4 separate regions of the Homo sapiens genome follow, and regions 2, 3 and 4 are each linked to region 1. Evidence: chromatin contacts called from ENCODE Hi-C data. All regions are on one chromosome and are shown on one strand. The core of a region is the stretch at or near the end of the contact, and the rest is flanking DNA. Distances in the headings are between cores, read along the strand shown. Region 1 holds the start of PPP1R3F (protein phosphatase 1 regulatory subunit 3F). Region 2 overlaps LOC105377209 (a long non-coding RNA gene). Region 3 holds the start of NDUFB11 (NADH:ubiquinone oxidoreductase subunit B11). Region 4 holds the start of USP11 (ubiquitin specific peptidase 11).

Evidence for each region. A loop is a pair of places that touch in the nucleus more often than their neighbours do. Pooled maps may share reads with other maps.
Region 2: a map of B cell shows a loop between it and region 1 (21-fold over the local background). The contact joins the enhancer-like site here to the promoter of PPP1R3F in region 1. A Hi-C loop is called at or near these places in 2 of 168 maps with a recorded cell type or tissue (B cell and heart right ventricle) and 8 of 50 pooled maps.
Region 3: a pooled map shows a loop between it and region 1 (12-fold over the local background). The contact joins the promoter of NDUFB11 here to the promoter of PPP1R3F in region 1. A Hi-C loop is called at or near these places in 8 of 50 pooled maps.
Region 4: a map of gastrocnemius medialis shows a loop between it and region 1 (14-fold over the local background). The contact joins the promoter of USP11 here to the promoter of PPP1R3F in region 1. A Hi-C loop is called at or near these places in 1 of 168 maps with a recorded cell type or tissue (gastrocnemius medialis), 1 of 37 single-sample maps with no recorded cell type and 7 of 50 pooled maps.

What each region holds. Positions count from the first base shown.
Region 1 is chrX:49,267,327-49,274,185 of GRCh38, reverse strand. It overlaps PPP1R3F (protein phosphatase 1 regulatory subunit 3F), which reads right to left and starts at 4,393. Exons shown (of 4, transcript NM_033215.5): 1 at 3,313-4,393. The coding sequence starts at 4,316. RefSeq lists a silencer at 4,118-4,357 and enhancers at 5,058-5,107, 4,805-5,304.
Region 2 is chrX:52,258,226-52,265,084 of GRCh38, reverse strand. All of the region lies in intron 1 of LOC105377209 (a long non-coding RNA gene), which reads left to right. Among named protein-coding and RNA genes, the nearest start is that of SNORA11D, 71 kb to the right of the region's middle. RefSeq lists enhancers at 2,408-2,907, 2,908-3,409, 3,222-3,581 and a silencer at 3,277-3,535. Within about 2 kb of position 3,509, at least 38 of the 41 ENCODE cell types and tissues checked have a DNase peak (open chromatin) inside an H3K27ac peak, as active enhancers do; they include B cell and heart right ventricle, where a contact is called at or near this core.
Region 3 is chrX:47,142,873-47,147,298 of GRCh38, reverse strand. NDUFB11 (NADH:ubiquinone oxidoreductase subunit B11) reads left to right here and starts at 2,597. Exons shown (of 3, transcript NM_001135998.3): 1 at 2,597-2,826. The coding sequence starts at 2,620. RBM10 (RNA binding motif protein 10) reads right to left here and starts at 2,078. Exons shown (of 24, transcript NM_005676.5): 1 at 1,814-2,078. RefSeq lists an enhancer at 1,785-2,054.
Region 4 is chrX:47,229,869-47,236,727 of GRCh38, reverse strand. It overlaps USP11 (ubiquitin specific peptidase 11), which reads right to left and starts at 3,719. Exons shown (of 21, transcript NM_001371072.1): 1 at 3,509-3,719. The coding sequence starts at 3,684. It overlaps CDK16 (cyclin dependent kinase 16), which reads right to left. Exons shown (of 16, transcript NM_006201.5): 16 at 6,731-6,859. RefSeq lists enhancers at 2,781-3,364, 3,790-3,839 and a cis regulatory region at 2,842-4,064.

The sequences.
Region 1 (6,859 bases), core at 3,144-5,643:
TTTGCTCATCCAGGAAAGAGAAATTTAAAACCCTCTACTTCACAGGGAATGTTGTCGGAATTAAACCAGACCTTGCATGAAAATATAGTACTCAGTGAAGTGCCTGGCGAAGAGCAGGGGCTCAGCCAGGTCTCATACAACAAATCCTCTGTACTCCATCCCACAAGCCCTGTGACATCTTAGGACCACTCTGCATCTCTTTCCCTGCTGGAACCTAGCACTGTGCCCAGCACACAGTAGGCAGTCAATAAATGCTTGTCGATGAATCATCTCTAAGCTTTAGAGTTACCAAATGCCTGGTCCAGCAACCCAGGGAAAGCAGCCATTTGGGTTTCTGAACTCTATCCTGATGGCTACCACGGACTTCTCCCATGCCCTCACCTGATGTGGCTGTGCTCAGTGCACAGAGGGCCTACAGCCAACATTTCCTCAACAGGAAGCCCTCTGATAGGGCTCCCACAGGTAAGGGATATACCCTGAGATCCTCCGCCATTTCCCAAGAGGGCTAGGTCACAAAGGGTGGCTAGTCTTCAACAGTGCTGCAAGTCACTGGCAGCACACAGGTTCTAAAACAATAATATGTTGAAATGTACTCACCAAGAAAGCCACCGACCTACAAAGAAACCCTTATCGCTGATCTTGCAATGAGCACCAACCTCCCCTTTGCAAGAGCTGAGATCGAAAGATAAAGAAGCTATCAAAAAGCCATCTGCCCACTTAAAATAATATCACAAGTCATGTTAGGAACCACAGACCTGGGGCCAGATACCAAAACAATTGTCTGAACAGGCTGCTTCAATTTCTCCTTAAAACCGCCCATGTATGTTAAAAGAAAAACACCCTCTCCACCCACCTTGGCCCTGCAAGGTTTTGATTTCTCTGTTCTCTGCCTTTCACACTCTTTAAAATGACCAAACTCCTTTACCCAAACTGTCGCATCTTACAGACAGGGTTCCCATGACAGCCGGCGGGGATGACAGCTTGGGAAAGTGATAGAAATGAAGGTAGCTCTGGGGTACTGGACCTGCTCAGTATCTTCATCTGGGTGGTGGCTACACAAGTGCATACATATGTACAAATCCACTGGGCTATACACAGAATATCAGTACACTTTATGTAGGTATACCTCGATAAAGCAAAAAAAAAAAAAAAGGTAAAAGGAAAGCACGACATGCTGGGAACACCAAGAGTGAAATCCAGAATTTGCCCTGAATCATGCCACGCTTTCTAGAGGACCAGTTTAAAAAAAAAAAATAGAAAAAAATAAATGTCCCTAGCATTTCTTCCCTGGCCCTGTCACTCACTAGCTGAGAGGCTTTGAGCAAGCTGGCTCATCTCTCTGAGCTACCTGTCTCCCCTCTACTAAATGGGGATAATCATAGCACCTACACAACACAGCATGCACAGCAGGCCTCACGGAGAGAATGGATCTGATGTTCATAGCACAGAAATCAGTAAATGCTGGCCAGTTATCTTTTGCAGTTACCACCATGCTTCAGTTACCTTGCCCATGTTTGCTGCATTCAATCCAACCATGCAAAGTGACTGTCATTTCCCTTAGCAGAGAAGGAAACGGAGGCAAGGCCACACAGCTGATGGGCGGAGCCGAATTTAGGAGAGGAATCCAGGAAACTGTAGGTGTGGCTCCCTAAATACTGACACTAGCTAACACCTGTATGATACTACTTTGAGCCAGACTCGGTTCTGAGCACCTTTACTCTTATCCCGTAAAGTAGATGCTATAATTCTGTTTTACAGGTGAGGGTCCTGAGGCATGGTGTAGTTAAATGCGTTGGCCAAGGTCACAAGGCCAGTAAGTGGCAGCGCCAGGATTTGAACCCAGGCAATCTATGCCAGAATCCACACTCTTAATGCTGTAAGAAAAACCATGCTGCCTGCCCCCTTTAAATGAAGTCTCAGATTATGGTGGGGCTCACAGGTGGGTGAGTGGGTACCTGCCTGCCTGCTCAGTTACCCAGGCACATCTGCCCACCAGACCGGAGCTAGACCTTTCTGAACCACTCACAGCCTAAGGCCTTACCAGAACCAGCAGAACCCACAAATGTCTTACTGCAGCCAGGGGCTTCTGACCAAGCGTATACATACAAGGTCCAAAAAGCATTTTCCCATTTCCATTCCCAGTCCTCCCAGGAACAGGGAAATGTATACATTTTAGGGAGAATCTAGTGATCCTGGGCCAGACTTAGGTGACCGCAAAAAGAATCAGGACTAGCTGCTGCCCTTAAAGAACTCATAGCTTGATAGAGGAAACCTAGGGAAATCTTCTGGGGCCCCCTGGGGTATAACTGATTATTTCTCCCTGTCCCTAAATGATCACAGGTGGTGTGGCAAAAAAACAAGGGACAAAAACTTCAAGTCCAGTACCCATCTGGTTCTGTCTCTCTGCTAGAGCCACTGCTTTCTTGTGAGAGCATGGGCTCAGCCCCTCGCCTCCACAGGACTCAAAAGTAGATTACAGCGTTAACAGTAGAGTGCACAGGCTTCAAGGTCAGGCATGGGTGAACTGGAAGAGCCAGGTGCCATCACTGCCTCAACCAGTTTCTCCACCTCTGGAATCCTGGTTTCCTGCTCTGTCAGAAAGAGAATCTGCTCTACCCCCCACTGGCAAAGCCCTTGGTCCACACTATGTCATTGCAGTTCTCTCCACTCCAGCACACTGCTGATCATTCACACCAAGCTCATTTCCACCCCAGGACCTTTGCACTTGCTGTTTCCTCTACCTAGAACACCCTTGTTCCATATATGCACATAACTGTTATTCATCATCCAGGACTTAGTTTAAATGAAACCTCCTCAGAAAAGTCCTCCCTGTTCCTTTTCCTACAAACTCTCCCCCACCTCCCCACCGTATCTGCATAACTCTTCTTTATCATCATTCGGGACTCACCTCCTCAAAGGCCCTCCCTTTAACAGCATGTCTGACACAGTCATTCCCTCCCAATCTATCCCCTTACTCCCTTCAGCAGCTAACTTTGTCCCTATTTATCCTATCTGCTTGCTTGCTTGTTTTTTCAAACTGTCTCCCATAGGAGCCTGTATGAATCCTTGAGGGTAGGGTAGATGTCTGTCTTGTTCAGGGCTTTACAGTGGAACTCAATAAATGGAGGAATAAAACCCCAGTTAAAACAGTGCCTAGCACGTGTTTGACCTCCATCACTCTTTGACTGACTGACTCAATGCACCCTCCTCCCTGTCCTGGAGAGCAGGCCTGAGGGGTTCCTGGGCCGGAATGCTTGTCCTCCATCCCAGACACAGCCCTGCGTTGGCGGAGGTGGCGCTGGCTGACATTACCTGCGCCTCACCGGCTTCATGCAGCTCTTCAGCTGCCTGGCCTCAGCCTCCACGGGACCCTGGCACTCGGGCTGTGGCTCCAGCTGCGGCAGCTGCTGCTGCTGGGGCAGCCCTTCGGCATCAGTGGGTGTGGGAGCGGGTGCGATCCGGAGCAGGACTGTGTAGTTGCGGCCGTGGTTGTTGGCCCAGAAAGTGCCCTCAGGGGTCTCATAGCGCACCACGAAGTCGAGGCGCGCCCCATCGCCCGCGCCCTCAGCAAAGGGCAGCTGGAAGGCAAAGCGGTCGGTGCGGCCGCCGTCGTCGGGCGAGGAGGCGGATGCCTGGCCGGGACCCAGGCCGAGCCCCGGATCCAGGATGGGATCTCCTGCTCCTGTTCCTCCCGCTCCTGCCCACGGCGGGCTGCGCGGGACGTAGCGCGCTGGGTGGTCGCAAAAGGAAGCCCAGCCGTCGTGTGAGGCCCGCACGTGCACCGCCTTCTCGAAGGAGCGGTTCAGCACGCGTACCAACCCGCGCAGCACCGGCGGGCGGCCCCCAGGCACCCACACCCCGGCACCCCCGGGGACCGCTCCGGGAGGCGGCAGCAGCGCCTCCAGCTCCACCATGACGCGCCCCAAGCGCTCCAGACGGCCCGGCGCGGGCGGCAGCGAAAATGTGGGGACCAGGTAAAACCCCCCGCCAGCGGGGACGGGGCACAGCGGTGAGGGCTCGGGGCAAGCCTCCTCTTCCTCCTCCCCTTCATCCCCATCCTCGCCATCGTCGTCCTCGTCGGCCCCGCCGCCGCCGCCGCCATCTTGCCCGGCCGCCGCCGCCATCTTGCCCGCCCCGGGCCCGCCCCACGGCCGGTAGCGGCGCAACTGCGCCAGCGGCAGCCCCAAGGCCTCGTCGGCGAACAGCACCCTCCGCGGGGCCACCGCCGCCTCGACCGAGGTGCGGGGCTCACCCGCGGCCGGCGAGGGGGGCGCGGAATGCCGCAGCGGGGGCTCCACAGGGGCCGTACGCGCCATATCGGCGGCGGCGGCGGCACCGACGGCACCGGCGGCGGGACCGGCGGGGGCAGGGCCTGAAGGGGCGGGCAGCCAATGGGAAGGCCAGCGCGGAGGGGTACGGCTCACGGGGGCATAGGCGGTGAGATGAAGACAAGTATTGCAGAGGGCCAATGGGCAGCCATGCACGGATGACGTACAGCGAATTGAGAGCCGGAGAAGCACGCAGCCAATGGGGATGCCCGGGAGTGGGCGGTGTAGGGGGCGGGATGATCGAGGAATCAATGGAGAGGCCGGAATGGGGGTGGTGCGAAATCCATGATGAAGAAAACAGAAGCAGACAGCTAATGCGGAAGTCTGAGCGAGAGAGGCATGTGGGCGGTGGGAAAAGTGGAATGGCTACAGGCGATGAGGGCAGCCGGGAACGAACGCAGAGGCCCAAAAAGTGGGAGATCCCGCGGGTTGCGTAGGCGGTGGAACGGTAGCTAGAGAGAGAGAACAGCCAATGGAGAGCCACGCGTGGGATGACGACAATGGCTGCAGCGAGCCAATGGGGAGGCTTGTGAGCGTGCACTGCGGCTTCGAAGGGGTGGTGCCAAGGTGGAGCTAGCCAATACGAAGGCTAAAAGGAGACCAAGAGGCGGGTGTGTAGGGAGCCGAGCCAATGGAGGTGGAGGCTGAAGGCGGGAGCGAGGACGAGAGCTGGCGGATAGCCAATGAGGGAGCCAGGGTGAAGGCGTAGAGACCTCAAAGGACAGTACTAGTATGGGATGAGCCAATGCCGAGGCTAGATAGTGCAGCGGGACGGAGGGAGGACTTGGAGGCAAGATGGGGAAAAAAGCAGAGCCGACGGGGGCAGTGTAGGTGGTGTGAAGGGAGGCATGAGTAGCCAATAAGGAGGCTGGAGAGGAGGACGCTGTGTAGACAGAGTCTGAGGTATTGGGTGGCCGGACAGCAGAACCATAGAACGCAGGCAGCCATTAGGAAAAATGTGCTTCTCAGGGATGGGGTTACCCTCTCCCTAACCCTCCGTGACTCCCCATTGCCCCAGGAATACCCAGAGCCCCTGAAGGCCTAGACCACACCTTGGTGTGTGAACTAGGAAAGTGAAAATGACTGTCCTGTTGCAGTTAGTTACTTACTGGGTCCTCCCTGCCCAACTACAACCTTTTCTTGAGCAGTGCCACAAGCCAAGAATGCCCCTGATTGTTAGCCGCAAGCACTCTCCAGGACTTGATACTATTGTTGAATGAATGGCCGAATAGGAAATTTAACTTTCTGAAGGATTCACTTTTTTAAATTTCAGCTCAGCAAACACTGACCTGACTGTGTGCTACCAGAAGTTGATTGGGCATATGGGTAGCTTCTGACTAATGGAATCACAATCAAAGCCCTGTCCTTCTTGCCCAACCTGACACTCCACACCCCACAGGGGCCTCACCTCCCTTCTTTCTGTCCCCCCATCTCTGCTTCTACTGTTCCCTCTCCCAAGAGTGCTGTTCCTTCTGCTGCTTCCATCTAGTAAACTCCTTTCGCTCTCCCTTTGGGGTCTCACCTTCTGTGGGAACTCAACTGCAGCTTTTGTCCGCTGAACACATCCATTCATACATTCCTTCTCCATCCTGGGAAGATTTACTGAACACCTACTGAGTGCCAGGTTCTGAGCATGCTGTTATCTCATTAGAACCTCACAGCATCCTAGGAGGGAGGTGATCCTTCCAGCAGCCCCTCTCCCCAGGTCTCCATGTTCAGGATGTCCATGAGTTAGAAATGAATATGTTCAGCTGCAAGTAACAGAAAAATCATAAAATAATGGGGGCTTAAGCAAGACAGAACTTTATTTTTTTCTCACCTAAAAGTTCAAGCTGGCAAATAGTCCAGGGACTCCTTCCTGCCCACCTGGTTTGGGCATTGTCTGTCCCGATCTGGCTCCAAGACTCTCAGTCTTCAACAAATCCTTTTGGCTGTCTATTAAAAATATTTACCAAATCCATCCTCTTCTCACCACCTCCACTGCCAGCACTATCACCAGTCACCTAGACTACTGCAGTAGCCAGCTCCTTGCTGGTCCCCTGCTTCCACATTCAGGCCCTAGACCCCATTGTACACTCAGCATTCAGGGGCTTCCTGTTAAATCCTAACACGGTTTGTGTTTCTCCTCTGCTTGCAACCCTGTCATGCCTTCCTCCTCACTCAGCGTTGAAGCCAAAGTCCTTACCATGGCCTACAAGGTCCTGCGTGGTCTAACCTCCGAGTCCCCTTTCTGACCTCACCTCCAGCTTCTCTTCTTGCTCTCTCCACACTAACCACACCAGCCCCCTTGTAGACCTTGAACAAATCAGGTACATTCCCACCTCAGGACCTTTGCCCTGGCTGTTTCCTTTGGAGTTCCTCAGATATCTAGCTGGCTCCCTCCCTCATCTCCTTCAAGTCTTTGTCAGAGGCCCCTGTCTCTGGGGACTTTTCCTGACCCGTTTAATCTTGCCTACTCACCCCCAACTCCCAGCCCTCCCAGTCTCCTTCCCGAGAAGCCCTCCATGAGAGAGGATATAGTCCAGTATAGA
Region 2 (6,859 bases), core at 2,260-4,759, 3.0 Mb before region 1:
TGTACTGGACAAGAAGGTGAGAAAATACTGGAGTTATGTTTAATCTGGTGTCAGCTGATGCTATCATGTGAATGGTCCATTTGTATAAATGCTCACCCTGTTTTGCTGAAAATGATCAGTCTCCCAGTTTTCTGCCCCACCTCCCTACTCCTTTCCAAGATGATTAATGGTGCGTATGGCTTTCCAGTCTTCATGGTGATAATGGGAAGGGGTCGGTGACATCTTATGTTGATTGCAGTGTTCTCGGTGGCTTGTGAGGGAATCTGGTGCTCCCAGGCTGACTCGGCCTTGGCCCACCCGTGCTGGCATCAGCAGACCCCTCTGAATCTGGGCCTCATCTCCCTCCCACATCTGGGCAGGGCTGTCCACACCACAGCCTCAGCTGCAGGGTCACCTAGCCCCTATCTGGCTTATGCTTGTTTCATGGTAGCACCCCTGGCTCTTGAATCAGCCACTTCCACAGTCCCCCTCTCAGAGAATGTTAGCTCCCTGCAGGAACCAAGATCAGCTCCAAAAATAGAAATTCCTGAACTCCAGCCATTATTCTAACCAAGGAGCTCACTATTTCATCCTGCAAAAGTAAACTTCTGAGTCCTAAATTTCAGTTGGGCAAAAATCTCTTTATTTGGAACTCCCTTCCACTTCTCTGACACACCTGTCACATGTAAGATAAGGCCCTTAGAAGAGAGACTGGGATGAGACACTGTCTCCATGCCTTCTACTCCCCCATGACTGGAACAGAACATTCTTTTGTTTTCCTTATCTTTCATGTTGACATAAGGATTCCCATATTAAATCCAGATCATAAAGGGAAGGCTTTAGGATTTGTACTTTCTCTTGTAGAATTCAAATTTATTTGGAATGTTTGAAGGAGATTGACTAACAGATAAAGAAACACAAAATGGAAGGGATTACCAAATACAAGTCAATACACTGTCAGTAGCAGGACAAGCTCTCTGTAAAAATAAACTTGGAGTTCAAAGGGAGTTGTATTAGTCAGGGTTCTCTAGAGGGACAAAAGTAATATATATATATCTATATGGGAGTTTATTAAGTAGTATTAACTCACACGATCACAAGGTCCCACAATAGGCCATCTGTAAGCTGAGGAGCAAGGAAGCCAGTCTGGGTCCAAAGCTGAAGATCTTGGAGTCTGATGTTCGAGGGCAGGAAGCATCCAGTATGAGAGAAAGATGTAGGCTGCGAGGCTGAGCCAGCCTAGTCTCTTCACGTTTTTCTGCCTGCCTTACATTCTGGCCGCACTGGCTGCTGATTAGATGGTGCCCACCCAGATTAAGGGTGGGTTTGCCTTTCCCAGCCCACTAACTCATATGTTAATCTCCTTTGGCAACACCCTCACAGACACACCCAGGATCAATACTTTGCATCCTTCAATGCAGTCAAGTTGACACTCAGTATTAACCATCACAGGAATCATCACGCTTTAAAAGGGGCCTACAAGGTGCTGCATCAGCGGTTTTTATATGTGTGTACAGAGAGCGTCACTTCTAAGCTATCTCTCCCCACCATTGTCTGGTAACTCCTGAGACTACTTGAGCATCAGAGACAAACTATCCTGAAGCTTGTGGTGTGTTCGCGGAGTTACAAGGGCAAGCTCAGGTGTCTGTTCATGTCTGTATTAGTCCTGAAGCTTTGTGGAGGCCTACATGACCTATTCATTAGCTAACATCTTCCTCATTCTCCCTCAAATTTATTGTATTTATGCCACTTAAAATATCAATAAAATAATTTTATGATTAAGAAGAAAAACAAGGCAGGGCAAAGAGGAGAGAAGACAGGGAGGGAAATAAAGAAGGAGGGAGGAGAGTAGCTTTGAGAAGGAGGGAGGTGTCAGATGTACTGAAGGCATCTGGACATATAGTGTAAAAGGATGAGGACGTGATCATAGTGTTAGGCAATATGAAGGCCATCGGTGCCTTTAACAAAAGCATTTTTCTGTTGAGAGGTGAGCAGGTAGAAGCTGCATTGAAGAGGTTTGTAATGATAATGATTATAGAACAAGGGAAGACAGATTTGCTGCTTGGAGCATCAGGGAAATGTGTCATTACCTTGGAGAAATATGGGATAAGGAACTGATTTCTGTTTTATTACATTTTGTATAAAATGTCAGAAACAAGAGCATGTTTATAGATGACAGAAGAATCCAGAATAAAGAAAGAATGTGACAATTCAGGAATAAGGGATAATCACTACAAAAGTCTCTACCTTGAGAAGGTAGAGGGCATGGGATTCAGGTGAAGGCCCGGCCTCAAGTAGGATCCTGTCACTTCCTCCAGTGGGGCAGCTGAGATTACAAGTGCAGGCCCACTGCTGTTGGGAAGTGGTGAGAGTTTCTCTCCAATCGCTCCTGTTTTTTCAGGGGAATATCAAGGAATATCATGAGAAGAGTTGGTGCTAGTCCTTGTGGGGGCTATTGTAGGGAGAGGAGAGAGAAGGTACACTTGTGGAGGGTGCACATTGTTTGTCTACTTGGTTACAGGGGGGCGGGGGAAGGCAGGGGGTTGCCAGGCGAGTAGGGAGGAAGGAAAATGAAGAGATGCGTTTGAGGAGCGAGAGTTAATAGCTTTGAGTAAGCTGGGTAAGGAAGGTGAATGGTGAGGAACGCGGTTGGGGTCAGTGGACAGGCCTCCTTGAGGCTGAAGGCTGTGGATGCTGGGACATTGGAGAGAGGGAGCTGTTAGGACTGGATGGGGTGCTGCCCATGATGAGAGTGCGGGATGCAAGAAATAGACATCGTGAAGGGGCGCGGTCTTTCCTGAGGCCCAGAGCATTACCGCGCGCGGAGGAGACTTAGGTGGGGAGGAGGAGGCCCCCTCAAGACGGAGGAGAGCCGGCCGCGGCCTGGTCAGCCCCGGGGGCGCTGAGGTCGCCGGGGAGGATCCGTGCTGTGAGGGCTGAGAGGAGGACAGGGCGTGCGTCACATGAGAAGCGTGTCCAGGGGCTGGCTGGGAGAGTGTCCATGGGATTGGCACAGGTCTCGAACGTGAGGCGGCTGGTGCAGCCATGCAGTAGAGCCTGGCCTTCAGCGGTCGCGAGCCTGAGCCATCAACTCTCAATAGCAGGGAAGGAGTCCTGCGGCTGACCCTGAGGAGACTAGCGCCTACCTCCCCGGACTCCGATGCGCAGGCCCAGAGCCCGTCAATCCTAGGCCAGCCCCGCCCCGAGAGCTGCTTTTTCCGGTGGCGCAGGAACTTCCTGCTGGGTTGCTATGGTTCCGAGGGCGGGACTATGGGAGGCTGCCTTGTACGGCCGGTTCGTCGGGGCCTGTCTGACCGGTACTAGTCTATTCTCTGGTCCTCATCTTCATTCTGCGTAGCTTCCTCAGGTTAGCTCTACCGGCTCTTTGCCGAGAAGCAGTAGAAAGGATGAATTTTCTTCCGCGGTTGGTGGCGCTTCATTCTTGTGGCCTGCAGGTGGCAATATTGCTCCATGGATACGCCCAACTCGCCTCTCCCCCCGCCCTTCTTGCTTGAAAAAAATGCCGCGGAATCTTTTTTGAGAGAAGAGGTTGGTTCTTAAACCTGCCAAGTCCTGCTGCTGGGGCTGCCTGTTTTTTAGGGGGTGAAGCGGAGCGGGTAGTGTCTCTTAAGAAAACTCAGAGCTGATGAACAAAATCTTTTTGCTTTTGAAATTGGCATTCCTCTTGAGATGATGCCTAGGTTCCTTAGTAACTTGTATTTTGACTTCTCTCAATGGTCTTGTCATTCACTGTCCCCAGGTTGTACTGGGCTTTGTGGACCTGGTTTTATATTGATAAATGCACGCACTCTTTTATTATGGAAGTGACTCAACCTCACTGTAGAAAATTTGGAGGACAAATACAGTGTAATAAAGAAAGCCAGTCTTACCCTCAGTCCCATCACCCAGCAATGACCACTGATAATATTTGTTGTTTCCTTAGAGTTTTTCATTCCCAAAGGTGCATTTTAAACACGAGTTCATATTCCATCGTTAGTTCATCTTTTTTAAACTCAGATTTTCAGTGTGAGTTACCGTGTCCTAAAAATCATTTGAAAAATGCTTGAAAATTTTTATTCATTTCCCATTCTAAAACAATACACAGTCTAGAAGCGTCGAAAAAATACTTAATAACTGAAATGGAAAGCAAAAATAACCCCTGACCCCCTATCTCATTGGTAAATGTGATCATGTAACCTTTCTAAGAACAGAAACTGTGATTGTTCTGCTTTGTTTTTGCTCACCATTGCCTTTTCGGCAAACTGACAAGAGTGTAGAGGAGTGTTCTTAACATACAGTTTTGAATACATGAACAAGTACCTTATTTCTTCCAGATGTTTATCTTTGTAAATACGGTGTATTTTTAAATAATGTTTGGATGATACTGGATGAAACAACGTGGCTTCCCCCTCACCCTTCCACTTAGCACTTTATTGTGAGCATTAAATTATTACCATTTTGAAAAAAGTTTTGCTGGCTGTTTTACACTCTACCCAGTTTGTCTTTTATTTCATTCTTGCACTGGAGGCAGGAAAACGTTCTGTAAACCAGCGTATAATCTTGTGTATGATAGACCGGTGATCTGAACGCCAGTGCCCTCTTTGAGGAACCCCAAGAACCTTGGCAATTTACTGCTTCTTCCTGTATCACAGTTTCCACGTGAGCAAAATGAAGGTTATAATAGCACGTGCTTCATGGAGGATGGTGGTCACCATAAATAGCACAACAGGTTCTTAGTTCCTGGCAATTGTAGACATATAATTATTGTTGTTGTTATCTCCAGTATTCACAACAATGTGTGTATTAGGATTTGCAATCCATGAGACCGAGTTTGATAAAATGTACTCTTCAGATTTACATAGAGCTGACACCTTTCCTTCAATTTCCCATTTCTGCCTTCTAGTAGAAAATTCATACTACTAGTTTTTAGGGCCATTCAGTCAAGGAAATGTGTAGGAGGAAAGCACATTGATAGATTTCTTAAAGTTTATCCCTTCATTAAATGAAAAGAATACTTTTGCACACATATATTTTTTACCATCTCTGATTATTTATAATAGATTTCCAAAAATAGATTTACTGGTTTGAAAGGCATGATCGCTTTTAACTCTCTTGGTGCATTGCAAGAAACACAATACCCATTTATATTGCCACTGACATTATGTGAGAATTCTTGTTTTTTTTATACCCTAACCAGTATTTATCAATGTTTTAAAGATAATTATCTTAATGATTGTAAGTTATATGTCAAGATACTGATCTTCCATTCTGTCACATACATTGCAAATACTTTTCCTGGTTTTTGCTTCCTAAATGTGTAGTTTTCAGAGGCATAGATAATTTTACTTTTATGTAGTCTTCTCAATCTTTTTTTGTGTAACTTCACTCTATTCTTAATAGAAGGCTGAAAAGGCTCCCTAACCACCTGTCCTGTTACTTATTTTTATCCCCATTCTTTGTGATTTCAGTTTCCTAAGTTACGGTTGGCTGCCAACTACTTGGCAAAATCTGAGAGGATTTCCTACTGACTAAGAGGCTGACTGAAATGGCTTCCAGATTTACATTAGTTAACACACCTTTTAGTAGAACCTGGAGGTGCTAGAACCTGGTGTGACAAGGCCAAATGGGTTACCATAAATGAGGATTTAGGCTAACCTTGATGCCCTATAGATACAAGAAGGTCTTTTAAATGGTATATTGAAGTTTATCCCTCTCACAGTTACTGGGGAACAGTCTAACCCTATTGACAGAGATGGAATGAATCTTTATTGTAAATCACTTTAAAGAATGCTCAGGGTTGGGAATTAATGCTAACATCAGCATTGAAATTACCACCTTTTTTGTTAATAGCCCTAAGCCTGAAATATCAGCTGCTGTTCAGAAGCAGAAAATAGGCTGGCAGACAATACCCATTCATGAGTTACAACAATTAGTCCAGCATTTTGAGGATACCCTGAAAAACAAAGATAAAACTACATGCAAAAACTTGCAACACTACAGCTTAACTTGAGGGAAACAAAAGACCCTCCACAAATACAAAACAGATAGGCAAGAATACTTGCATATATTGGGAGGAGGATGTTACTATGCCTACAATTTTATTGCTTTGACCAGGACACAAGCAGCCCAAAAAGCTGCTCGATTGGAAACAATATGATTCCCAAGGAATCTGTCCTTAGTGTCTCCAATTGCTTTTGATTTAGCAAAGAGAAAGAACTCTGTTAGTAAATGGCCATTGTATTAATCACGGTTCTCCAGAGAACCAGAACAAGTGTGTGTGTGTGTGTGTGTGTGTGTGTGTGTGTGTATTTTAAGGAACTGATACATGATTGTGAGGCTGTCAAGTCCAAAATTGCAGGTAGGCCAGCAGCCTGGAGACCCAAGGGTTGACCTTGCAGCTTGTGTCTGAAAGCTATCTCCTGGCAGAATTCCCTCTTCCTTGGGTAACATCAGTCTTTTTTCTATTAAGATCTTCATCTGATTGGATGAAACACACCACCTACATTATGCAAGGTAATCTGCTTTATTCAGTCTATTGTAATCTCATTTTAAAAATATCATTATAGAAGCATCTAAAGTAGTGTTTCTATGGCCTAGCTAAGTTGACATAAAATTAACCATCACGGTCATCTACTTTTTTATAGACATTGGAGCCACAGTCTTCACCAATAGTTCCTCCCAATTTCTTTCCAACTTACCTTGAAGTAATAAAGAGATTTCAGTGGTGTGACTTACCAGTTGAATATATTCTTTCTCTTTACCCCTTTGCCCACCTCTTTAGGTAACTTCACATCTTAACTTGCCTTTCTCCTCAGTCTTTCCACCCAGTCCAACCTATCAGGATAGGATGTTTTGGCTCAATGAGGAGTCATGATTAGGT
Region 3 (4,426 bases), core at 1,348-3,847, 2.1 Mb after region 1:
GAGAAACTCTTATTGTCAAGGCTCTCCGCTGCCCCTTAGCCCAGGGACATTGTCTTCCAGCTCCCAGCACTCCTGTGCATCACAGTATGAAGGTAGCCCCTACTTGGCCTGCTCCTCCCTTTCCCCGCAAACATAAGGCTAGAGCCCACTGCCCTAGAAAACAGCAAGGACTTCAGCAGACAGGGGGCATCTTGCAGAGAGACCTGGCGGGGCCACCCACAGTGTGATCAGGGCTTTGCCACCTAAGACAGGTAGACAAATTCAAGCCTGGGGCTGCATCCCAGGGTGGGGGTAGGGGACTCTCAGGGCTGAAAGTCTTGCCTGAGATTCAGCACATCAGACAAGACTTCACAACAATGGGGGCCCCAGGCTCCTTCCACAGGCCCCAAGGGACCATCTCATCCTCCCAACAAGCTGCTGGCTGTCCCCTATAAGGCAGCAAAAGACCATGAAAGGCTCTTGGGGGGGTGTGTGAAGGGGCGAACTTGGCGACGAGACAGCTGCCACCTCCCTGGGCTCCTGGCCAACACAGCCTTGGCCCTCACACAGCAACTGGCTCAGCCCTGAGCCCTGTCTCTTATGTGCAGCCCGGTCCTAAGGTGGTTCCCTCCCCAGGGCTCAAGCCCGGTTTCCAGAGGCAAAAGGGGCCCTTTTGGAGGCTGTTCTGAACCACTGTGCTCTTCTATTGGGATGGAGCAGCAGCCACTTCATCCAACCCTCAGGGCTGTGGTGAGAACTCAGGGAGTCCTGAGAACCCTGTGACCCAGCCAGAGGTCAGGATGAATCCCAGATCTTCAGGCCCCACCCTCTGAATAAGAAGCAGGTAAAGCCAGGCAATAATAGCACCTGCTCAACACTAGGTTGCTGCCACACCTTTGCTCTATGCTCGTGCACACACATACACAGACAAACACACTCCAATTTTCTCTTCCTCCTCAAGCCACAGGGAACCCGAGTTACCTGCTCCCAGGTGGGCAAGAGTTAGAATCACACAGAGGCACTGGCGTCTGAGAGCACAAAAACCTTCAAGAGACTCTGGCAAAGGGGCCAGAGTCACACAGTAACATCCACCACAGCCAAGGGCCAGTCACAGACACGAGCCCCAAATAACTACGGGCCCACATCACAGAAGGAACACACAGTAAGGACCACAATTACACAGTGGGTCCCCTTTCCATGGATGAGCGTCAGTGTCACAGATACAAACTCCCCAAAAGAAGGGGCAATGAGTCACACACACATTCCCTGCATGCCCCTTCCCACCCAATAAGTGGGTTAGGGTCAATCAAAAGACAGTCGTCCCCCAAGCCCCGCCCCATGGATAAGGATCAGAGTCACAGACCGCCCCCCCTCAAAGGGTAAAGACCAGAGTCACATCCCCCCTCCGATCCCCCAGGAATAGAGACCAGAACCACAGAATATTTCCCCATGGACCGATAAACACCAGAGTAACACAGAGCAGCATCCCCTCTCCTATGCACAAACTCAAAGTCGCAGACAACCGCTTCCCCACTGATAAACTTCGATGTAGCCGACACAGTGATCCACAGTAGCCCACTCCCATCCGTCCCTCCCTTCCCCCAACCCGCATGCACCCATCCCATGTCCCAGTCGCGCACGCGCCTTTGCTCACACCAAAAAAAAAAAAAAAAAAAAAAAAAACCAAAAAAAAAAAAACCCTCCCGGGTTGAGACATTGCACCAACCCCTCCGTTCCGCGCATCTCCCCCGACCCGAAGTCCGCCCTCGCGCCTCCTCTACGTCCCCGCCCCGGGCCCCTTACCTCCGCCCCCACGACCAGCGTCGACGCTCACCTTCTCGGCCCGGGCTGTCAAGGAAGGGCTCCCAGACATCACCTCTGCCCGCCGCCACCTCCTCCAACTCTCCCAGCTCAGCCGGAGCCGGAGCGCGCAACAACCAAGTCCGAGACTGGAGGCAGATCGGGGGGAGGGGAGAAGCGCCAAGCGCGCTGCCCTCCCAGGGAAACTCACTGCCGCCTACTCCCAGCCGGCCACAGTCACCAGCTCAAAATGGCGACGACGAGAAGGGAGTCGGCGCTCCGACCACCATCCACCTACTAAGGAAGCGCGCTCTGGCCGGCCCCGGCGATTGGTCACCGCCCGCTAGGGGACAGCCCTGGCCTCCTCTGATTGGCAAGCGCTGGCCACCTCCCCACACCCCTTGCGAACGCTCCCCTAGTGGAGAAAAGGAGTAGCTATTAGCCAATTCGGCAGGGCCCGCTTTTTAGAAGCTTGATTTCCTTTGAAGATGAAAGACTAGCGGAAGCTCTGCCTCTTTCCCCAGTGGGCGAGGGAACTCGGGGCGATTGGCTGGGAACTGTATCCACCCAAATGTCACCGATTTCTTCCTATGCAGGAAATGAGCAGACCCATCAATAAGAAATTTCTCAGCCTGGCCGAAAATGGTTGGCCCCACGAAGCCACGACAACTGGAGGCAAAGAGGGTTGCTCAACGCCCCGCCTCATTGGAAAACCAAATCAGATCTGGGACCTATATAGCGTGGCGGAGGCGGGGCGATGATTGTCGCGCTCGCACCCACTGCAGCTGCGCACAGTCGCATTTCTTTCCCCGCCCCTGAGACCCTGCAGCACCATCTGTCATGGCGGCTGGGCTGTTTGGTTTGAGCGCTCGCCGTCTTTTGGCGGCAGCGGCGACGCGAGGGCTCCCGGCCGCCCGCGTCCGCTGGGAATCTAGCTTCTCCAGGACTGTGGTCGCCCCGTCCGCTGTGGCGGGAAAGCGGCCCCCAGAACCGACCACACCGTGGCAAGAGGACCCAGAACCCGAGGACGAAAACTTGTATGAGAAGGTGAGAGGCGGGGGGGGGGGGGGGGGTAGTGGGGACGGAACCCCGAAGGGGTCAGTCCGGGATCGGCAGATGGGGCGCTGTAGAGGACGTTCTTAGGCAGTAGAGGACTGCGCGGCCGGCGAAAGCCTAGAAGACTTGGGAATTTTGCCTACCTTGTGTTCCTCCTTTGTCTCTCGGTATCTTCGTTCCAGGGCCAGAGGCAGGATTGGTTTTATTTTGCAGACAGAAATCACACCTCAAGTGGACAGCGCTCAAAACACGTTAGAAGCAGTATAGTACAACGATAATACTAAACACCGATATGGCACTTGCTCGTTGCCGTCTGCATTCTTTTTTTTTTTTTTATAGGGACGAGATCTCGCTATGTTGCCCAGGCTGGTCTCGAACTCCTGGCTCAAGCGATCCTCTCGCCTCGGCCTCCCAAGGTGCTGGGATTACAGGCATGAGCCACCGCTCCGGGCCCCGTCTGTGTTCTAAACACTTGACATGCATTAGCTCATCTTATACTCGAAACAAACCCCATTTCGAGGTGGGCTCTATTATTATACTCATCCTACAGATGAGGAAACTGAGGCACAGAGATGTTAAGTGGATTGCCCTAGCTCACATAACTGAATACATGGTGGAGGTGGAACTGGTATTTGAATTTAGGGCTACCAGGTCTGCTGTGCTGTATTAATAGCAGACGCTGTGAAATCAGGCAGCACTGACGGTTACCCACCCGTGTGATCTTGGTAGCATAAACCCTTGGTGCCTCAGTTTCTTTGTCTGTAAGATGGGAACAGTAATAGGACACCTTCTAAAAAATAGGACACCCCACCTGCCTCATGTAATTAAATGAGTAAAAATGGTCAGAACAGCAGCTGGCACTTCGTAAGTATGTACTCAGCACTAGAATGTGTTTATTATTGCCATGTTTCACCTCACTGAGATATTGTGAGGTGTTTCTATGTGAAAAGACTGGCACATAATAAGTACTTCATCAATACTAACCTCTGGTTAAGGGGCTTGGATATATAGGATGCTTGTTCATTCTGTAAATATGTATTGAGGGCCTGCTGTATGCCAGGCTCAGTTCAGGGCCCTGGGGATACAGCAGTGTGGAAATCAGACAAAGCCCATGCTCTCATAGAGCTTACATGATAGTGGGGAAGACAGAAAATAAACAGTAAAATATTAGAAAACAATAATACAAAGTAGTATAATAGATAATATAACATGAGAATGTATGATATACAGAGAATGGGGAAAGTATGCTACTTAGGTAAACATAGACTAGAAAGAGACAGAAGGAAGAGAGGATGTGAAGACAAAGTTAAGCAAGATAAGTGGATAGAGAATGACTTGGGTGTAGGGGGCTATTTCATTAGCTTGAGCTATAAGAAATTGCCAGTATTCAACCATTTGTGACCTATAAAAATAGCAGTTTCCTATGCTTCAACTTTGAAAGACAAGGTAACTAGGGAGTGCCTCCTGAAGGAAGTGGTGATGAATCTAAAACCTTGAATGAGGAGACAGATCCAGCCATGACTAGAGCTGGAAGAAAGGCTTTCCAGGCAGAGAGAGCAGCAAGTGCAGTGGCCCTGCAGTGGGAAGGAGC
Region 4 (6,859 bases), core at 2,470-4,969, 2.0 Mb after region 1:
AGGTTTATTCGTGCTTCCTCAAATTTGTTGAAATGATATGAAATATGTGCTTATGGAAAAAAGTTGCTAAACAATTCTTTATTTTCTGTCTTCTAGTTTTCTCTTGTGTCTGATTTGTGTTTGAAGATGGTTCATCCCACAAAAGGAAAAAGTGAAAATTTCCAAGGAGGCTATATTATTACAGATTTGAATTTGCCTTAAAATACAAGCTTCTCCCAGAAATTAAATCAGTTGTGATGACCAAATTAATTAACTACCCTCACCCAAATCTGCCAGCTGACAAAAGACAGAAGGTGCAAATATTAATACTGATACAAGATATATGATTTGGGGTTAGTCCATGACTTCAAAATGCTTTATAAACACATATATCCTGGCCACTTAAGCAAACCCCTGTAAAATGGAAAATGGACAGCAATAAAGAACCTTGAGATGCTTTGCTCTTACTAGAGAAGCATTAACAAAGTGGAGTTTAGCAAAAATGCTTCATGATAATACCCATGACAGCAGAGACAAACCGGCTTCAACACTGAACCAACACTGGTGTGGTAATTTTTTTAATGAGGTGAAATTCACATAACATAACATTAACCATCTTAAAGTGAACAATTCAGCGGCATTTAGAACATTCACAATGTTGTACAACCACAACCTCTCCCTAGTTCCAAAATATTTCATCATCCCAAAAGAAAACCCAGTACTGGTGGGGTAATTTTAAAGCGTATTATCAAGGATGACAGGATGTCATGTCCTACCAGTGACACAATCACAAGGCTACAAAGGTAGGAAGAGGCAAGGATCAAAGCCTCAAGGCCCTTTTGAACATCTTCAAATGAGTTACAAAACACTGTGGTTATTTTGTTTATTCTCAGGATGAAATGAGGCTTTTTCTTGCTGGAAAAGTGTGACGTAATGGCAGAAAAACACGGCTTGGGTTTGTATTCCCGATTTGGAAAATCTCAACTCATCTCCCCAGTAACAGAGATACACATTTCACTGGTGTGGTTATTAAAGAACTCTGTAGTGAGTAAACCTCACTCGAAAAAGCCCTAAGGTTAGATGTGTTTGAGGAACAGCAAGAGTCCAATATGGCCGGCCTGGATGGAGACAGGGAGGGAGTGCGTAATCAGAGGAGAGATATGGGAAGACATCAGAATGCAAGCAGGAGACCAGCTTCATAAAGGCTTGCAATTCATTGTAAGGATTTTAGCATCTACGCTGCAAGAGATGGGAAGCTGTTAAGAGTATTTTGAGGAATGGCTGGACATGATACATGTTTTAAAAATAATTACTGCATATGTAAAGAGGAAAATGGTACCTTTACAGTTGAGAAAGCTGGCCAACACTACCATAACCAAGTGATCAAGGTTAACATCACCAATGATGCCATGTGGATACCATGTATTACCCGATGCGAAGATAAGGGCTCACAGTATGCATCCAGTAGAATTTTATATATATGTATTCCATATATGTATAAAGTGAAAGCTTAGACAATACATACCGCTTAGGGATGCATACAGCTGTGGTAAAACATTAAAGAAAAGGAAGAGACTGTTAACTCAAAATTCAGGATAACAGTTTCCCATGGAGCAAGGAGGGGAATTTCCATCTGGGAGGGGCACAGAAGGATTTCTTAAGACAGTGTTCTGAATCTTAACATGGATGGTGAATTCACACGTTTTTATTTATTATTTAATTTTTAAACTTTGAAATAGATTGAGAAAAATGGCAAAAATAATACAGAGAATCCCCATATGTCCTTCATCCAGATTCTCCAAATCTAATATTTTACTCATTTGCTCAATCGTTGTTTCTTTACATGCATTTTTTGGTATTTTTATTTATTTTAAAATGGACAAAAATTGCATATATTTAGAGTGTACAGCATGAAGTTTTGACTTATGTATACATTGTGGAATGACTAAGTCAAGGCAATTAACACATCCATTACGTCACATACTTATTTTTTGGGGGGTGGTAGAACATGTAAAATCTTCTCTCAGTAATTTTCAAGTATACAATGAATTTATTAACTATAGTTGTACAATAGATCTGAACTTATTTTTCTTGTCTAACTGAAATGTTGTATCCTTTGACCAACATCTCCCCAATTTTATTTCCCCTCGCCATATATAAATTTATATATGCTAATTTTTCAGGCATTTGAGAATAAACTGCTTACACGATGCGTTCTTATCCCTAAATTTTTCAGTATTTCCTATAAACAAGGATATTATTTTTCACAGCCACAATGATCACAATTATTAGTAGTACTAGTATCTACCCACTTTAATAAAATTTCACCGACGTTTCCATTGCCTTTTACAGTAAAAGAGACAAAAATAATCTTATGATAAAAAATTGATTTTTAAAATAATTTTTTTTTCTGTTCCAGGATCCAATCGAGGATCACATGTTGCATTTAGTTATCATGACTCGTTAAATTGCATTAATTCCTTCAATTTGGAACAGTTCTTCAGCCTTTGTCTTTCATGATCCTGACATTTTTGAAGAGTGTAGGCCGTTTATTTTAACAGGATGTCCGTCAATCTGGGCTGCGTAAATGTTTTATATAATCTTTTTAAGTCTTACGTATTTCACAATTAAAAAACGAGATGCAACTCGGCGAGAAATAAAATGAACTCAGAAGCAGTAAATTTCAAGAAGGACTGTTTAGCAAGAAATCAGTAAAACAAGCCGATTTATCAAAATTCTATTTTTTAAAAAAACGACTTTTTCTTGATTCTAAAAACAAAACAGTACCAACACAGAAAACCAATTAAACATGGAAGGCCCCTCCGGTGCTAATCACCTGCACGTTCTCTCGACTCGGGAAGGCTTCCGCCAGAATCAAAAACCACGGCGCGTCATAAACTTTGCTTATTCGCAGGCGCCATTTTCTGCCTCATAGGCACCACCTCCCCTCCACTGTCGTCCCTCGGCCTCAGAGCACGCCCCTCAGCTCACGTCACCAACCTAACCTCGTTCCCAGGCTCCAGGCTCCTCCCCCCTCCCCCACGGAGGTCCCCGCTCCCTCCCTCGGACCGTTCGGCTCCATCCCGCTCTTCTGCTGACGTCACAAAGCTCGCCTCGTTCCCAGCCGCCCCGGAGCAATCGGAAACCGCTCCTCGCCCCCAAAAGTTGCATTACGCAGCGCAGGCCGCGCCCCCGCCTTATGTAGCAGAACCCACCTTCTTCCCAGGTTCCTACGCAGTTTCACTACGCAGGCCCGGCCCCACCTCCAGGACCGAAACTGGTCTCATCACAACAAACCCCATTTTGTTCTCAGGCGTCAGACTGCACCACACAGGCCCCGCCCCTTTTCCAGACGTTGCGATTCATTCAAAGGCACTTCCCCGCCCCTTTAGCCCGCTGTCCCGCCGGCCACTCCCCCGCCCCCGCACCCCGCAGCAGCTTTCCCGCGGCCCTCGGCCGCCGAATCCCCAGCGGTTGTCAATGCCCCCACCGTTCCCTCTGCCGAGGCTCCACCGCAGCCCAGCCTCACCAGCTTTCGCCGGCCCGCAGTGGACGTTCTCGCCCACTCTCGCCGTTTTCTATCTGGCGCCACTGGCTGTCCAGGCCTGGCAGCTCCTCGTGCTGTGGCTCTCTATCCTCAGTCACCGCCGCTGCCGCCGCCACAGCCGCCGCAGCAGCAGCTGGATTTGCTGCGACCGTCGCCATCGCCGTCCGTTCTCTTCTACAGCCAACGCAGCTGTGCGAGATTGGAAGACGCCCCTCAACAGCCACTTCCGGATTCTGGTCCCGGAAACGGAAGCAGAGCCCCCCAAACAGTCGCGGGGCTACTGCCATATTGGAAATGGCCCCGTGCACAGACGCGTCGAAGGGCTAGGTGGGGTAAAATCTTCAGTGGGAACCAAGAAAGACAAAAGTGCCTTGTGGGGTCCTAACGCCCTGTAGACTTAGGGCACAGGTGGCATGGAAAGTGGAGGCTGAGGTTCCCGAGGTGGGCTAGGACTCCTACCCTGGGAGCAGTGTTTTTGTTAGCCTGATCAGAATGCCCTTCATTGTACCATCAAAACCCAATGCAAAAGAGGTTTCCACCTCCAGAGACCCACCGAGGCCTGCGGGCTGTTGTTTCTCTTCCTGAACTAGATTTATTCACTAGACAAGGTGTTGAAGACAAGTTAGCCCCAGGCCCTATGTTTGTTGGAGTCATAGCAATCATAACTAAACTAGCTGTCCGCCCAGTTTAAGTGCTTTATTGGACTAAAATAGTAGCCTCAGGCAGCAGGTACTGTCCTTGTCACCCATGGGTAACAATGGGGACGCTGAGTACCAGAAACGTCCCTCAGCTAATTAGTGGTGGAGCTGCAGTTTAGACTTGAGAAATCTGGTTTCAGAGCTGTGACCTTAAACACCAGGCCAAACATTCTCCAACCGTGTGGTCCCAGTGGTCCCAGCCTGTCTACCGGTCCAAAAATCCTCTTGGGGTTTCACAAAATGAAAACTATTTTCACAATACTTTTTCACTCTCATTCTCTCAGGGGTGTACAGTGTGATTATCCAGAGGCTTCTGAATCCAGAGGCTATATGACATAAGCAAAAACTCTTTTGAATATCTTAAACTTTTAAGAACATAAAGGAATCCCGAGACCCAAAGTTTGAGAACCCTTGGACTAGGCCAGGGTCTCTCAACCTCAGCACTGTCATTTCTTTGTTGTGGGCATTGCAGGATATGTAGCAGCATCCCTGGCCTCTACCTACTAGATACCAAGTAGTACCCCTCAGGACAACCAAGTATCTCCAGACATTACCAAATGTCCTTTGGGGGAAAAATGTCTCTGGTTGAGAACCACTGCTCTAGGCTATGCTATTCTTTCCTCTGCTGGGGCTGCCAGCCCCGTTGATGATGACTTTAATTTCGAACCTCCCTTCCCCCTCACAATTTCATAATTTACCTATTTTCAGTTAATCTCTGCGGGGCAGGGATTGTGTCTTTATTACTGTGATTCCAGCCCCCAGCCCAGACCTGGCATAGATGAGGGGTCACAAACTCAGTTGTGTAAGCTCTGGGTGAGGAAAGGGAGCAGGCCTTTCACTTAAGGGTCCCCAAAGAAAGTGGCATTTGAGTTGAGTCAGACACATGGCAGATAGCTGCTCTTCAAGCCCAGTTGAATCTTGTCAGATTCTCTGAATTGATTCTCCCCATTGCCCCTCTGCAGACTCCCCCTCCCCATTTATCTGGGCAGCCAGGTAAATCCAAGAGACCTCCTTTCCCAGCCCTAGACCGTTTTTTTTTTTCCACCTTCCAGAGGCCAACCTCTGCCCACACCAGTGACCCTACCACTTCCCAGAGCAGTTGGGTGAGTTCTAGACCTTTTAAATCCAGCCTGGCAATCCTGTCCCCCTTTGCAAGGCCCTCCTTTTCCCATCCTCCCTTGCTGCCAGAAGTGGCCATGTCATCTGATTCTAGCCAAGAAATGGCACAGGAAGTCTGCTGAGGAGCTTGTGGAAGTTCCAGCCGTTAAAAGAACACAGACAGGTAAGGAAGGTGTTCTGTCTTCCCTGCTTGCTTTTCCATCTCTGGGGACATGGCAGTCATCATGGCACCATGAGGCTGCAAGCTGAAACATCACTAAAGTGCTTAGAAAGACACGGTAGAGGCTGGGCTTGGTGGCTCACACCTGTAATCACAGCACTTTGGGAAGCCGAGGTGGGTGGATCACTTGAGGTCAGGAGTTCGAGACTAACCTGGTCAATATGGTGAAACCCCATCTTTACTAAAAATAAAAAATTAGGTGGGCGTGGTTGTGCACGCCTGTAATCCCAGCTACTCAGGAGGCTGAGGCAGGAAAATCGCTTGAACCCAGGAGGCAAAGGTTGCAGTGAGCCAAGATTGTGCCGCCACATTCCAGCCTGGGCGACAGAGACTCTGTCTCAAAAAACAAACACACACAGTAGAGTGATTAGAAGTTCATGGGCCCCCACCACTGGGCTTTAGTAAACAGCCACTTAATTAGGGTTGCCATTACTTGCAGTATTTGCCTGGCCCTGCTCACCCCCTCTTCTGCTTAGAAAACAATCCTTGGCTTTGCCCAAGATGGTGGGACTGGGGCTGGAACTCACAGGACAAAGAAAATAAGTTTCAATTATCCTCATATCTGAGGGCAAACCCCAGGTTGTGTCATTGATCCCTGGCCTCTTGCAAACTCTCTCACCCATGCCCATGGTTTCTGTTACTTCCTGGACACTAATAATTGAAATTTCCAGGTCCATCTATGGCCCCACTGCTTAATTTGATCCATGTATTAAAGGATTTCTCTACCTACTCAGTGGTCCAAAATCTACCCCCTACCGTCCTGAACATTCCCTCCTCTTCATGGTTTCCTAGTCAGATGGCCATACTGGGCCTTTGCCTCATCTTCCCATCCATGGTTCTATTGGGCCGTCCAGTGTCTTTCAAACATCGTCTCTCCACTTCCCTGCCTCCACCCTCTTATCAGGCTTCCTCATATTCCTGGGCAAATCTAACTCCCCTTTCTGCTTCTCAACCCATCAACACCATTCAGCCTGCCCTACCTGCTTCAACTCCATGTTCTACTGTTACATATGCAATACCTTAGATGCCTTTTTCATAGTCGTGACGTGTCCCTGGCCCACTCCCAGTGTTTTCCTAGACAGTGGTGATGAGGTATGAATTCTCCAAGGTCCCAATAATCACCCCAGCTCGGCCACCCTCCACCCCTACAGGGATTTGCAAGCAGGCTTTTCACTTTAGACTTTTTAATATTTCATACAGCGATTATGGTGCATTCAGGAACCCAACCCCCCAAACCCACTAGGAGGGCTCCCACCCCTGCCCTCCCACCCCATTTCAGGGCCCCAGGGCTTAGGG